Linked DNA regions of Homo sapiens: region 2 is linked to region 1. A link is a loop called in an ENCODE intact Hi-C map of the cell type or tissue named here. Cell type or tissue: PC-3. All regions are shown on one strand.

Region 1 (2,500 bases):
TCCATGTTGTATATCACACCACAGAAATTCAACCACCTTGGGTGGTGATGTGTGTGGTGAGGTGACAGCTGGGGAATATTAAGTGTGTCTTAGGAAAGATCGACTTTCTTTCCAGGGCCCACAAAAGGTGTATTTTGAAGACTTGATATGAAATATCAAGTGTGGGGATTTGCATACAATTATGGAACACAGGAAAACAGAACTTGCTCCTTGTTTTATTTCCTATGCTGTGTAGCATCTATTAAGGCAAAGCCCTAATTTCCACATTACTTAGTTTTGCAGGAACCAGAATTGCTAGTGTCATATGAGACAGTGTTAATGATGTGAGGTACAAATACTCTTGGAAATGTCTCCAAAGTTAGCCATTTTCTATAGATAGATAGATTCCTAATCCTGACAGTTATGTGTTACTTCAATACCGCAAAAAGCATGCTTTTCTTTTCTATGAATTTTTAAATGATACATTTTTATATTAAAATAAAGACTTTTCTCCTAAATGAAAGTGCCAAAAATGCTAGAACTGACTCCACAAATATTTCACCCCCAACATAAAATATTTTGATTTAATAATATAGTATCACTTTCTACTGGTAAACATTTTCTTCCTAAAGATAGAGAAAGGCCCTGTGTTGTAGATCAGTACTGTTCCTCTATTTCACAGATGGGAACATTGAGGTATGGGTGTAGCATATCATTTGCCTCAACTTTCACAGCATCTCAGGGGAAGACAGGAAATCTGGTCCACAATGCCTGTATATTTAAGTCTGCTGCTTAGTCATGAGACATAAAGCATCTCAAAAACTACCAATATCATTAAAAATGTCAGTGGAGATCAGTGGTTCCATTCTCAGGATGTGAAATGTGATAAACTGCAGGGAGGAAGATAGATCAACTCAGAACAAAAAAACTACATTTGAAAGCAGCGGAATCTCAACCTCAACTTTGAATATTGTTATTCAAGAACTGGAAATTGATATGAGATTACTGCACTACATTTGGCCACCTTTCAGTAATGCCTATGCTATTCAAATATACTTGTGCAAACTCAGTTTCCAAAAGTTATGAGGGGACTTTTTGTTTAGCAAATTGTTCTTGTAAAACTTGTCTGCTGTTAAACTGTAGACACAGCTCCAAGGAATCTCTTACTAGAAAGCACTGCATTATTCCAACATGAATCACAGATGAAATTGACTATTTTCCCAGGATGTTATAACTGACTGTGGTTCTCAGCTGAGAACTAGGATACTTTACTATGTCTGTGATTGAAATGCCCATTGAATAACAGTTTAACAAAGCTGGATTTAGTATGAGTTTGTTGTATGTGACGGGTACTCAGTGGAATGTGGTTAGGGCAACTTCCAATTCAACAGACTATGAATTAGAATGTGCGTAGGGGACATTGAATACCACACACTTAAAATCACATTTAAAGTAAATCTATCAAACACTTCTAGGACATTCTGCCTTTTGCCATCTGGATGGCACGTGCAATTAAAATTCCAACGTGGAAACAGGAAGTCCCTCTAGGATAAAGACTTATGAGAATGAATTTTTTGTGTGTAGGAAAGTGGATTATGAGCATCATATAAGACTCATTAAGTTCCCAGGTGGCCATTGCACTATAATTGGCAGTGTGTAGATCAGGAATACACTTGAAAAATATTATTGTGTATATTTAAGATATACAACCTGTATATACATACATATATATATATATATATATATATATATATATATATATATATATATTTTTTTTTTTTTTTTTTGAGATGGAGTTTCGCTCTTTTTGCCCAGGCTGGAGTGCAATGGTGCCATCTCGGCTCACTGCAACCTCCGCCTCCCAGGTTCAAGCGATTCTCCTGCCTCAGCCTCCCAAGTAGCTGGAATTACAGGGATGCGCCACCACCCTGGCTAATTTTGTATTTTTAGTAGAGACAGGGTTTCTCCATGTTGGTCAGGCTGGTGTTGAACTCCTGACCTCAAGTGATCCACCCTTCTCCGCCTCCCAAAGTGCTGGGATTACAGATGTGAGCCACCGTGCCCGGCCTCTATATATTTTGATATACATATAAACTGGAATGATAACTACAAGTCGAGCCAATTAACATGTCTATCACCTCACATATTACTTGTGTATGTGTGTGTGTGGTAAAAGCACCTAAAATCTACTCTTTTAGCAAATTTTCAGTATACAATGCAATATTATTAGCTATAGTCCTCATGCTGTACATTTGATCTCTAGACTTCCTCATGTAACTGCAACTTCATACCCTCTGACCAACATCTCCCCATTCCACCCCCTTTCCCACAACCCTTGCCACCTCTAGTAATCACTGTTCTATTCTGTCTTCTATGTATTTGACTTTTTTTATTTTTTAAGATTCTACATGTAAGAAAGATTATGCCATATTTTTCTATGTCTGGTTTCTTTCACTTAGTATAATGTCTTCCAGTTTCACACATGTTGCAAATGGCAGGATCTCCTTTTTAAAGGAATTCC
Region 2 (2,500 bases), 80 kb after region 1:
AGTACTCTAGAGTGACTGCTTGTGGAGGGGGAAAAAGAAATATAAATCATGGGCCGGGCGCGGTGGCTCACGCCTGTAATCCCGGCACTTTGCGAGGCCGAGGCGGGCGGATCACGAGGTCAGGAGATCGAGACCATCCCGGCTAAAACGGTGAAACCCCGTCTCTACTAAAAATACAAAAAAATTAGCGGGGCGTAGTGGCGGGCGCCTGTAGTCCCAGCTACTTGGGAGGCTGAGGCAGGAGAATGGCGTGAACCCGGGAGGCGGAGCTTGCAGTGAGCCGAGATCCCGCCACTGCACTCCAGCCTGGGCGACAGAGCGAGACTCCGTCTCAAAAAAAAAAAAAAAGAAAAAAAAAAAGAAATATAAATCATGACTTATAGAGGCCTTGATTGGACTGATGATGTTAATGAGGCTTGAACTGATGAGATGATTAGTTCAAAAACTTCTACCTAAAGCTCCCTGCACAAAAAACTCTAAATAAAGTGGAGGGAGTGGGATGCATGAAGTTAGGACAGACAGTCAGACTGGCTAGAAGACAGAGGAAAAAAACCATATATGAATTCCTCATGTTTGAGTTAACGCTCCTAAGTTGAGATAGTTTGGGAACTGAAGACGAAAACCAACAGAATAGTGTTCTCTGACACCATTGCTTTCTCAGGGTGTGAGAAGCTTTGTGAGGGTTTTGGGTGAGCTTTCCTTTTTATTGAGAAACACACAAGTGGTTTGAAAGGCTAAGCATGGTTTGCCACAATGCCCTATACTGTAATTAAACCATTGGGTTAGAGGCCTGTTTGCTCTATTTAATGTGCTTTGTGAAACAAGATGCTTTGTCTTTTGTTGTTGCTGGATCTTTCTGACCAGCAATTGAGAGGGGGGGAAGTCTCTGTGTATCTTCCTGCTCTACACTTAGATAATTGGTGTGTGCACTGTCAGTTAAAAAGCATGGCTTTGCCGTGACTATTTGATTTTAGTTACAAGTGTTGGCAGGAGATGCTGAAGGAGACAGGAGGTATTTAGGAACGGTGGCCCTTTGAGATACAAAATTATAAAGCAGCCACAGAAATGAGTCAGCCCATTAAGCTGAGCCATAACCACAGCTAGCCAGAGTGCTCAGGCTTCTTTAGTCATGAAATGCACACGGCCCTTCAAATGCTCCATCCCTCTGTAACCTCACAACACCCAGAGCATATTCCTTCCACAATGGCTCCTAAAGGAACTTTGTTGATTAACTGCTAAACACATGCAAAAGCACACAAATCTGAATCTCGTGTCTATGCAAAGGTGAGAATGTTCTTGGAGTTCTAAAATTGTTGAGAAGAGTTAGTTGTATATTTCCCTGGACAGAAAATAGCTCATGGAAGATAGCGTCAGACGAGTACTTTGAATGATGCAAACTAGGTCAAAAGTGATAGATAACAGGATAAAACCCAAGGAATTAAGTTTATAGAAACTAATTAAATTATAATTTAGAGGGGATAGAAGAAAACTCATGAATGGCAAAAGAAAATTCCATTATCAGCTAATATAGAATTAAATGATTTAGTAGATTACAATAAAAAAAGTGGTTAGTGAAATATACAGACTTAAGCAACTGGAATTTCAACTTTTAACTATGTTTTAAAATGCTCCCTGGCCCTATGTGCACCTCCACATACTGCATATTTCTTTGTTCTCTCTCATAGTAAAAATCTTCCAAAAAATGGTCTATACTCACTATCTTGACATGCTCATTTCCCATTCTCTCGAAAACACTCATTTCAAACTTTTGTTCTCACTACTCCATGAAATTGCTCTTAGCAAGGTCATTAATGAATGAGCTCCATGTTGCCAAATTAAACACTCAACTCCAAGTCCTCTTCTTCACTGACTTCTCAGCAGCATTTGTTTGCTCCTTTTCTTAAAACTACTTTTAACTATTTTTTTAAATGTCTGCTTTGAAATACTTTTAGACTCACGGAAGTTGCAAAAATAGTTCAGAGGGCTCCTAAGTACTTTCACATAGCTTCCTCTAATAATACCATCTTTTATAACCATAGCGCAATTACACACTTTTCAACTTTTCACTTTTAAAAGCTGCTCTGATCTTCTTAAAACTTTTTTCTCCTTTAGTTTCTCTGGTGCCATCCTCCTGGTTTACTTCCTCTCCTGTCTTTGATGTGGGACTCACCTCTTCTCCCTAACTCTAAGTGTTATCATATCTCAGGATTCAATCCTTGTACATTATCTTCTTTTATCTAAGCTCACATCTCACATGACCTTGTCTAATCCCATGGCTTTAGATAGCCTGTATATGAATAAATTCCCAGATTATTATCTCCAGCCTTGAACCCTCCACTGAATTCCTTGACATCAAACTGTCTACTCAACCTCTCCTGCTCAGTATCTAATAGGTATCTCACTTTAACACGTCATAACTGAACTCGTTCAAGCCCTGTCATCCAACCCCTTCTTCCATCTTCTGCTTCTCAGTGAATGGTTCCCAAATTCAACCATGCAC

What was found. Hi-C counts contacts between places; a loop is a spot of excess contacts. Peaks named below come from ENCODE experiments on the same cell type or tissue, not always from the same donor. Only the 100,000 strongest peaks of a DNase experiment are listed, where the experiment ranks them.
Region 2: it touches region 1 in a loop (4-fold over the local background); 2 of 110 quality-filtered maps call a loop at or near these places.

What each region holds. Positions count from the first base shown.
Region 1 is chr6:105,595,221-105,597,720 of GRCh38, forward strand. No RefSeq gene overlaps it. Among named protein-coding and RNA genes, the nearest start is that of LINC02836, 36 kb to the right of the region's middle. In PC-3, no CTCF peak of the experiment used is centred here; a DNase peak (open chromatin) is centred at 1,221; H3K27ac peaks cover 2,348 bases.
Region 2 is chr6:105,675,204-105,677,703 of GRCh38, forward strand. No RefSeq gene overlaps it. Among named protein-coding and RNA genes, the nearest start is that of LINC02836, 44 kb to the left of the region's middle. In PC-3, no CTCF peak of the experiment used is centred here; a DNase peak (open chromatin) is centred at 1,058; H3K27ac peaks cover 735 bases.